2 separate regions of the Homo sapiens genome follow, and region 1 is linked to region 2. The links are chromatin contacts, found by Hi-C or POLR2A ChIA-PET in ENCODE. All regions are on one chromosome and are shown on one strand. Each heading gives the region's core, a stretch centred on a gene start or an enhancer-like site at or near the end of the contact. The rest is flanking DNA. Distances are from core to core; before and after follow the strand shown. Region 1 holds the start of CLCC1 (chloride channel CLIC like 1). Region 2 holds the start of AMIGO1 (adhesion molecule with Ig like domain 1).

Evidence for each region. Hi-C counts contacts between places; a loop is a spot of excess contacts on that map. ChIA-PET counts read pairs that join two places held with the same protein, here RNA polymerase II (POLR2A). Pooled maps may share reads with other maps.
Region 1: a loop to region 2 is called in a map of naive thymus-derived CD4-positive, alpha-beta T cell, with 3 times the contacts of the local background. The contact joins the promoter of CLCC1 here to the promoter of AMIGO1 in region 2. A Hi-C loop is called at or near these places in 1 of 168 maps with a recorded cell type or tissue (naive thymus-derived CD4-positive, alpha-beta T cell), 1 of 37 single-sample maps with no recorded cell type and 5 of 50 pooled maps. POLR2A ChIA-PET finds 5 or more read pairs at or near these places in 2 of 52 experiments (WTC11 and endothelial cell of umbilical vein).

Annotation. Positions count from the first base shown.
Region 1 is chr1:108,959,989-108,965,123 of GRCh38, forward strand. CLCC1 (chloride channel CLIC like 1) reads right to left here and starts at 3,496. Exons shown (of 13, transcript NM_001377458.1): 1 at 3,373-3,496; 2 at 2,321-2,481. RefSeq lists enhancers at 1,198-1,698, 1,699-2,199, 2,572-2,691 and silencers at 2,619-2,913, 3,052-3,291.
Region 2 is chr1:109,507,929-109,513,242 of GRCh38, forward strand. It overlaps AMIGO1 (adhesion molecule with Ig like domain 1), which reads right to left and starts at 1,799. Exons shown (of 2, transcript NM_020703.4): 1 at 1,492-1,799; 2 at 1-1,071. The coding sequence starts at 984. LOC105378893 (a long non-coding RNA gene) reads right to left here. Exons shown (of 3, transcript XR_001738179.2): 3 at 2,674-2,713. RefSeq lists silencers at 1,403-1,462, 1,473-1,622, 1,683-1,802.

The DNA of each region.
Region 1 (5,135 bases), core at 2,246-4,745, 550 kb before region 2:
TGGGTGTGGTGGCATACGTCTATATTTCCAGCTACTTGGAGAGGCTGAGGTGGGAGGATCACTTGAGCCGGGGAGGTTGAAGCTGCACTGAGCCGAGATCACGCCACTGCTCTCCAGCATGGGTGACAGAGCAAGACCCTGACTCAATTAAAAAACAAACAAACAAACAAAAAACACTAAAATCACTGTTATGCTCTGGAGATACTTAGAAATACTGAATAACTGTATACTTTATTGGAAAAAATTAAGAGTTCAACTAAGGAAGAAAGCCATGGAAGAAGCAAATACCAGAGAGGAGAGTGAAGGCTAATCAGGGCAATAGAAGACAAGCCAAAATATGCAATGGGCAAAAACTAAGGAGGGACTTAATTTCAAGAAAGTGGTATCAAGCGTATTCAATACTTCAGAGAAGTGGAGAGGAACAAAGTCTGGAAAAAAGCCATTGGATTGGTTAATTAGTTGGCCATTTATGACCTTTCAGAGAATGACAGTGAGAAGCCTAATTCTCTAAGTGGTTAAGAAGTAGGTGACAAAGGGAGTGTGTAAACTGGAGAGAGGCTCCAAGATGGGAGTGCATGAAATTAAGGTTACGGGAAGGGTTCTTCATAGGCAATGAGGTTATATACTCCATAAATAGAAATGAATGAAGATGGATGAAGACAAAATTTCTAAAGTAAAAAGAGAAACTGACAGATTTCATATTATAATATGATATGAAGTGGACAGAGAAATTAAGAGTAATTTGCATTTCTAACACTGTGAGGAGGTTAGGATGGGGGAAACGGAGATTTGGAGGGGAAAAAAGGTACTACAGGAGGCATTATACAAAGGGAAGTGAATAAAAAGCCTGTCAAGCAGTTGAGATTTTTTTTTCTTTTTTATAGAGACAGGGTCTTGCTATGTTGCCCAGGCTAGTCCCGAACTCCTGAGCTCAAAGGATCCCCCTGCCCGCCGCCTTGTCTTCCCAAAGTGCTGGGATTACAGGTGAGCCACTGTGCCAGCCAGGCAGTTGAGTTTTGACTGTGACATCCACAAAGTCGTACTATTGGCAACTATGTTACTTTCTACAGTAATAACCAGCAGTTCCATAGATTTCTCCAGGGATAGAGATTAGCAATGCAGAAATGATGGAAGACAGGAGGGTAAGACAGAATAGAAGAATCAGCTAGAAATTCAAGCCCTCCTGCCAGATCCCCATGGTCACTGATTGAAGGCTGGAACTCCTTGAGAAATCCTAAAACGAATCTCACACTTCCTCCAAACAAAGCTACATCTAAACCTGCTGAAGAGTTTGTTAAAAAAAAAAAAAAACGATTCTGATTCAGTAAATCTGAGGTAGGTCTGAGATCTCCACTTCTAACAAGCTCCTGGTGATGCCGCAGACCACACTCTTGAGTAGCAAAGTGTTAATCGAAAGTAACCATCCTAGCTAGTTTCGTTTAATGGTGGCACCTATGTCATTCTAGTACTTGTCAGGGGACACTACTCTTTCTCTCTCCCGCAGTCCCTACTATTTTTACCATTTCTCTCCTGTCTCAGGCTTCGGTACTAATAATTTTTAAATTATAATATGTATAATAGTAGCTAAAGGCCGGGCACGGTGGCTCACGCTTGTAATCCCAGCACCTTGGGAGGCCAAGGCGGGCGCATCACCTGAGGTTGGGAGCTCCAGCCCAGCCTGACCACCATGGAGAAACCCTGTCTCTACTAAAAATACAAAAGTAGCAGGGCGTGGTGGCGCATGCCTGTAATCCCAGCTACTCGGGAGGCTGGGGCAGGAGAATTGCTTGAACCCAGAGAGTGCAGGTTGCGGTGAGCCGAGATCGCGCCATTGCACTCCAGCCTGGGCAACAAGAGCAAAACTCCGTCTAAAAAAAAAAAAGTAGCTAATATTTTGTTACTATGTGCTAAGCACTGTTACATTAATTTAATCCTCACAAAACTACTGGAAGTAGTACTCTTATCTTCACTCATCTTCATTTTACAGATCACACAAAGTAACTTGCCTAAGACCACCAAGCTAGTAAGTGGTAGAACCCAGACTGGCTCTACCTAAACTGCCTCTCCAGGGCAAAAGTACTAATGGCTCTCAGGGGCTTCTCTGAGAGGATAGGGTCTTAGAGTGGAGAGGACCTGTTGGAACGACATCTCCACAGAGCGGGAAATAGGGAGAGTAGTTTATAGTAGCTACTAGACTGGAGAACTACCAGGAAACACAGATCGTCGTGCAGACGGCCAGGCAGTGAGTAGAAATGGGCACAAAAGAAAAAGTCTTTGGTTTCAACGAAAGCACATGAGTAATGGGAAAGGCAAGACTAACCTGGATTAGTAGAGTCAAATCCTGTTTTAGACTAGAAGTACCAGGGTATAAGTCGGGAGGCTGCAACTTATTTCGTATGCTTATGCAGTTTCTTGGAACCATGGCTCTCAAACTTGCGAATTTGCATTTTTAACAATTTCCCAGATGACGATAAAGCTAGTCTGGGAAGAACACTTCATAATCACTATTATAAAGAAAACCTGAATTGTTTTTCACCACCCAGTAATAAACCTACAGCTTATGGTGTGTCTAACTTTTTACACTCAAATCAGATTTGGAGCCAGGCGCAATGGCTCACGCTTGTAATCCCAGCACTTTGGGAGGCCAAGATGGGAAGATCCTTTGAGCCCAGGAGTCAGAGACAAGCCTGGACAACACAGGGAGACCCCTTCTCTACAAATAAAATTTACAAATTAGCCGGGCCTGGTGGCGCGCACCTGTGGTCCCATCTACTCAGGTGGCTGAGGCAGGAGAATCGCTGGAACCCGGAAGGCGGAGGTTGCCGTGAGCGGAGATAGCACCACCGCACTCCAGCCTGGGTGACACAGCAAGACTCCGTCTCAAAAAAAAAAAAAAAATCCATTTTGGAGGTTGTTTTGTGTCCGTTTTTGTTGTTGTTGTTAACTGTGTTAATTCACAGATTTGAAGTTTTAGAAAATTAACTACAACTAAATCCGAGCTATTCTGCTGACAGCATTTATTCAAATTATGCTTAAAGTTTTCAGAGATAACCAAAGCCAACAGAATTCAACGTGCGCTCAGGTCTCGCTTTGCCCTCGCTGTGCCTTCTCCGTAGGCCGCTCTCTGGGCCAAGCACCTCCCCGGAACGCGCGCAACCGCGGCGGACAGGCAGCCGCCGGCGCGGGAGCTGAGGTAGGAGCCCGGGGCACCCACAGGCCGCAGCGGACGCACGCAGCTAGCACGGTCCCCGCCCCGGGTCGCGCCTGCGGCCTCCCCAGCGTCTGCGCCGCGAGTCCGCTGGACCCGCCAGGGCGTAACGGCGGGTAACCCGCCCCACCCGCCGCACAACACACCCAACTGCACGGACTCACGTCCGGGATCCCCTGCCTGCCTCTCGAGGAAGACACCTGCCCAGGCCGGCCGCAGAAGAGGTCGCACAGCTTGCCGCCGCCCAGGGTTTCAGCGTGCTTCCTGGGCCTCGTCATCGAATTGTTCGGCTGACGGCTGCGTGTCCCTCCCCCGTTGCGGGCCGCTGATTGGCCTCGTTGATTGGGCGGGGCTAGTAGCGGGACCGGCCTCTGCGCGCGGGTTATTTTCGCCGCGGATTTTCTTTTACTTTTCATCTGCGGAACTCTTTCTGCGAAGGAAATCTCGCCTGGAACTCAAATATATACAACGGATAGGAAACCTATTTTCTTACTATTAATATATTTGATAAGTTTGAATGTGTAACATTCGCCATGAAACGCAAGCATGATTTTTTTTTTTTTGAGGCAGAGTCTCACAGTGTTGCCCAGGCTGGAGTGCAGTGGCGCGATCTCGGCTCGGCTCACTGCAACCTCTGCCTCCCGGGTTCAAGCAATTCTCCTCTCTCAGCCTCCCGAGCAGCTGGGACTACAAGCGCGCACCACCACATCCAGCTAATGTGTATTTTTAGCAGAGACAGGGTTTCACCATGTTGGCTAGGCTGGTCTCGAACTCCTGACCTCAGGTGATCCGCCCGCCTCGGCCTCCCAAAATGCTGGGATTACAGGTGTAAGCCACCGCGCCTAGCCACAAGCATAATTTTTTAAAGGGAGGATCACGAATGACAACTGTAGTTCTACTCAGGGCAGGACAAGGGAAAGGTCTGCACACTGTAGGGCAGTTGGAAGTAGTTTTGTTTTTGTCTTTAACTGCTGGCCTTGCAATCTCGGGAAACTGTGAAGATGGTAAAATTTACTATCTTAACCATTTTTAAAGGTACAATTCAGTGGTATTAGATACATTCACATTGTTATGCAACCATTACCACCATCCATCTCCAGCACTCATCTTGCAAAACTGAAACTCTGTACCCAGTAAGTGGTAACGCCTCATTCTTCCCCTCCCTCCTTCCCAGCGACTACCATTCTTTCTGTCTTTATGAATTTGACTACTCTAGGTATTTCATATAAGGACTCATACAGCATTTGTCTTTTTGTAACTGATTTCACTTACCATAATGTCCTCAAGGTTCATCCATGTGGTAACGTGTCAGAATTTCTTTTAAGGCTGAATAGTATTCCATTTTATGTATATACCAGTTCATTCAGTCATCTGTTAATGGATAACAGGTTGTTTCCACTTTTGGCTACTGTGAAATAATACTGTAAACATGGATATACAAATATCTGTTTTTTAACCCTTTTGGGTATACACACAGATGTTCAAATATCTGTTGCTTTCAACTCCTGAATATATATACACAAGTGGAATTGCTGGATTATGTAGTAATTCTATTTTTAATTTTTTGAGGATCTGCCGTACTTTTTTTTTTTTTGAGATGGAGTTTCACTCTTGTTGCCCAGGCTGGAGTGCAGTGGTACGATCTCGGCTCACCACAACCTCTGCCTCCCGGGTTCAAGCGATTCTCCTGCCTCAGCCTCTTGAGTAGCTGTGACTACAGGCGTTTGCCACCATGCCTGGCTAATTTTTGTATTTTTAGTAGAGATGGGGTTTCACTATGTTGACCAGGCTGGTCTCGAACTCCTGACCTCGTTATCCACCCACCTCGACCTGCCAAAGTGCTGGGATTACACGCATGAGCCACTGCGCCCGGCGGAACTGCCATTCTCTTTTCCATAGTGGCTGCAACATTTTACATTCCCTCCAA
Region 2 (5,314 bases), core at 549-3,048:
GAAAAGAAGACTGCCATCCTTAGACACACTCACTGTGCCATTGGTCACCTCATCTAGCACCCGTTCATTACTTGGTGTCACCCACACCTTGGTCATCCCTTGCTGCTTGGTGTCACACTTGATGATCAAGGTGTCACCCAGGTGGGCCTCCCAGGCACGCTCCTTGTACTCGCCACAGTTGAGGAAACTCAGGTTGAAGACATTGTGCAGCTTCTTGGAGTTCATGCAGTACAGATCCTCTTGAAAGTCCATCACGGAGCTCAGCTGCCGATACTGCCAGTGTGAAAACAGCTGGTAGAGCTCACAGTCGCAGTTCAGGGGGTTGTTATGTAGGTACAGCCCATTCTTGATCCAGGCCGGCAGCTTCTGCAGGTCAGGCAATGGCAAGTTCTTCAGCTTGTTAGAAGAGAGATCCAGGAGCGTTAGTTTGGGTAGCTTGGCTCCTTCCTTGACCAGTTCCAGAGGGAAGCGAGAGATCTGGTTCTGGCTCAAGTAGAGTTTCTGCAGCTGGGCCATGTCATCGAAGGCGCACCGGTCCACCGCCATGATGTGGTTATTGTAGAGCAGCAGCACCTCCAGTACTTGCAGGTCACTGAACAGGAACTCATCCAGTGTACGCAGCTGGTTGGAGGAGAGGTCCAGGTAGCGCAGGTTGGGTACCGGGGAAAAGGCCTCAGAGGAGATGAAGTTCAGGTGGTTGTGGCTCAGCAGCAGGGAGTGCAGTTGGGTCAGGCGCGTGGGGGTCCACTCGGCCCGCAGGCGGCTCAGGTTGTTGTGACTGAGGTCCAGTAGTGCTGTGTAACTGGGCAAGGAATGGGGCACATTGGGCAGCTGCTGCTTGGAGCAGCTGAGGATGTTGCTGGCGCACAAGCAGGCGGCAGGACAGCTAACCACGGCTCGGCCAGCTCTGGCCACCTCAAAAAGCAGCAGGGACAAGGACGGCAGCAGGAGCCAGAGGCCTCTCGGGTCACGGTGGGGGTGCATAGTGTCACTGGAGTGGGCGAGGAAGGCCACAAGGAAGATCTGGGAGGAGGTCACCCGGGCATGTTCTGGTGGGGTACGGAAGGGTCACTTGAGAGAAAGAGGATGGGTTTGTGGTCACCAAGGACTCCAGAGGGAAGGACACCCTCTCCCACTTCCCCTCCCACCCTTACCTCCACCCCCTTTGGGCTAGGAGAGAGAGATGCTGGGTAGTTTCCAGGCACTGTGCAGGCAGTGGGCTGTAAATATCGGCCGAAGAGGAGGTGGCCCGAGGGCCTACTGGGCTGGGGTCACAGGGGTGCAGGCTGCAGGTATGCACAGGATGGCAGGGACTGCTGGGAGTCACAGGGATGGCACGGGCAGGGTTTGGAGGTGGGGTCGGTGTGCCTTTTGGGAGGAGCTGAGGGAAGGTCAACAGGGCACCGGGCTGGGTAGGACGCGTCCGGTCGGGGTTGAGGGTCCCCGGGGCCTGTAGGGGCGGGCTCCCCCCGGGGCCTCCGGTCACTGCACCTGCTCGGCGAGGACGTGTCTCAGCCCATGGCCGGTCTGGGAGCTCCGTCGCGGCCTCTCCCGGCGGCGCCTCACCGGCCGGCCTGTCACTGCGCCCACCTTACGCAGGGGCCCGCGCCCGGCACCGTCGCCTCCCGGGGACTTGCGGGGCCCCGCTCCGCTCACCCTGCCACCGCCTCGACCGCTGAGCCCGCCGGAGCCCACCGACCGCGGTCGCTGCCTCCAGGTCCGCAGGCCTGGCGCGGATCGGTGCGGGGAGCCGGAGGCGCAGCGATCCCAGCGGAGGGAGCGGCGTGGGGGCAGCGAGCACCGCGCGCGCGCCCGTCGCCGCCGCCGGAGCCTCGGGGCGCGTGCGCGCGGCGGGGGCGGGGCGCACGTGCGTGTGTTTGTGTCGGAGCCGGCCGGGCGGACGCGCGCGGGGTCGTTCCCTCAACCAGCGAGCTCCGGACGCTGAGCTAAAGACGAAAATTGGCAGGAAGAGCGGCACTGGCCCCTTAGGCTCCGCTATAACTTCCTCCATCCCCCATTCCCCCATCTCCCAGCACCCTTCTCGCTACACAGACCGGCTCTCAGGAAAAGTCTAACTAAAGTGAATTCGCTGCACCTACTCGGGCAAGAGGCGTCACATGTCTTTTAATTTCGCAAATTGAAGAAATCTGGCTCAGCTCCCGCCTGCCAATGTTGGCGGGAAATTCATTAGTCACATTCTGAGGTTCCCCCTCCCTTCTCTCTGTGGCTGTGGGGTCTCAAAAATTGGGGGAGGGGTTCCCCCCACCCCACCCCCGTCTTGATGCTACTAGTTCATGACCCTTGAGGTACCACTGAAGGGCACAGCTCCTTAGCCTGCAAGCCAGCTGCGCAGGAGTGAGGGGAAAGGGGGTGTTTGGTGAGCCCAGGCCCCAGAACACCCCTTTACAGACACCTCATGCACCTCTCCCCACTCCACCTGCTACACACACACACACACACACACACACACACACACACACACACACGGACTGCATACAAGCCAGGGACAATTTCCATTCCTGGAAACTCCGAAACCCTTCCCAGCCCGGAGGAAGTCATTCAGCCCTTAGGTCTGGCCACTTGCCTTCTTCCTAAACCAGTGCCAGCTCCCCACTCCCCTTATGGAGCAATTGCAACATAGTTTCTCTGTTACCTAATCCTCAAGATGAAGGCCAGTGGTGGAGGTGGAGGGGTTTCTTCTTTAGGGTGGCCCCTGAAACAACAAGAAGCTGTTACTAGTGTATGTTGTTTGGGTTTGGGGGTGAGGAAAGAGAGAGATGCAGGAAGAGCCTAGACCTTATCATTCAAGATGTTAGCTGTTCTTGAGATGGTGGACCATAAGAAATTACCTTTTTATTTGTTCCAGTCTCTTATAACAGCAAGATCAAGACTGAAATTAATGTCTCAGTAGATTAGCTTGCTAAGAGTTTTAAAAAGAATTTATATCTGTCACATGTTTTACCATGAATTTTAGTGAATATATTATCTCTTCAAGGAGTATTAGCGTGTTAATCTTATGCATAGTGTGAAAAGGTCTTTCTGCAAGGTGCAGTGGCTCACACCTGTAATCCCAGCACTTTGGGAGGCTGCGGCAGGAGGATTGCTTGAACCCAGGAGTTCGAGAGCAGCCTGGGCAACATGGTGAGACTCTGTCTCTTAAAAAAAAAAAAGGCATGGTGGCACGCACCTGTGGTGCCCACTACTTGAGAGGCTGAGGTCGGAGGATCACTTGAGCCCTGGAGGTCAAGGCTGCAGTGAGCCATGTTTGTGTCACTGCATTCCAGCCTGGGTGACAGAGCAAGATCCTGTCTCAAAAAAAAAAAAAAAAAAGAAAGAAAGAAAGAAAGAAAGAAAGAAAGAAAGAAAGAAAGAAAGAAAGAAAAAAGAGAAAGATGTTCTGTTCTGTTCATTTCAGGCATCATTGAAAAGATGAGGAGGGTAATCTTTTTGGAGGACAAGGTGTGAAGAATCTTGAAATCACATTGCATCAGTTATCTATTGCTGCATAATCACATTACCCCAAAACTTAGTGACTTCCTACAGCAATATACATTTATTGCCTTTCACAGTGTCTGTTGGTCAGATTCAAGAGCAGTCTGGTGGACAGTTCTGGCTTGGCAGTTTCTCATGCAGTTATGCGTTAGATGGAGCTACAGTCATTAGAAGGCTTCACTGGGGCCATAGAGGCTCACTTAAATTCATGTGGCTGGCTGTTGGCAGGAAACCTCTATTCTTATCCATAAAGGTCTCTCCACAAGACAGCTTGAGTTTCCTCACAACACGGTAGCTGACTTCCCTCAGAGCAAGAGATGCAAGAGACAGCAAGACAGAAGTCACAGTGATCTGGCTCTTTGAAGTGATGGATATCACCTCCACTTTGGTCACATATGCAATTCCTGATTCAATATGGAAGAACTACACAAGGGCACAAATACCAGGAAGAGAGGATCATTGGGACCATCTTGGAGGCTGGCTATCACACACATCATCTCTGAAGTTACATCTATTTTTTAATTTTGAGAATTTTCAAACATACACAAAAGTGAATAGTACAATGAACTCCCATATACCCATCACCCATTTCAATAATTATTAAAGAAATGTCATCATTTTATTTTGTACAAATATTCCTGAGAAACATATGCTCCTCTCACCCCACCCCTCATCTGCATGTTGCATATTTTCTTTTCACCCCAGTGTTGTTCCAGGCTCTCTCCTCTCCCTTTCCTCTTTATTTTTATTTTTTAGACAGAGTTTCGCTGTTGTCACCCAGGCTGCAGTGCCGTGGCATGATCTTGGCTCACTGCAACCTCCGCCTCCTGGGTTCAAGTGGTTCTCCTGCCTCAGCCTCCCAAGTAGCTGGGATTACGGATGCCTGCTACCATGCCCAGCTAATTTTTATATTTTTAGTAATGACAGGGTTTCACCATGTTGGCCAGGCTGGTCTCGAACTCCTGACCTCAGGTAATCTGCCTGCCTCGGCCTCCCAAAGTGCTGGAATTACAGGTGTAAGCCACCATGCCCGGCCTCCCTTTCCTCTTTCTGCTGTGTCCAAGGCGTGGGAGAGAGACAGATAGAAAGAAAAAGGCCCCTTATGATGGATACCAGTTTCAAGAGTGGGTGTCTACAATTTGGAAGGGTCACCACACGATATGTTCTTTAATCAGTCTCTTTTTTCAGCTAATCCATATCCTTTTAAAAGTAATCATTTTGGCTGGGTGCGGTGGCTCACCCCTGTAATTCCAGCCCTTTGGGAGGCTGAGGCAGGCAAATCACATGAAGCAGGAGTTCGAGACCAGCCTGGCCAACATGGCAAAACTCCATCTCTACTAAAAATACAAAAATTAGCTGGGCGTGGTGGTACATGCCTGTAATCCCAGCTACTCGGGTAGCTGAGGCATGAGAATCACTTGAACCTGGGAGGTGGAAGTTGCCGTGAGCTGAGATCATGCCACTGTGCTCCAGCCTGGGTGACAGAGACTCTGTCTCAGAATAAATAAATAAATAAAAATATAAACTAACCATATCCTTTTAAAATGTTAATGTGCAGACAAATCAGCGGGGTATCTTATAATCATGGAGATTCTGAATCACCAGGACTGGGGTGTGGCCTGAGATTCTGCTTTTCCAGCAAACTAACAAGATGATGCCAATGCTTCTTTGAGACCACATTTTAAGTAGCAAGGATCTAGAGTTGTGCTGCCTAATTGGTAGCCAGCAGCATTTGTGGCTACTTAAATTAATTAAAATTAAATATAAATCACTTCTTCAGTTTCCTTAGCCACATTTCAAATGTTTATGGCCATATGTGGCC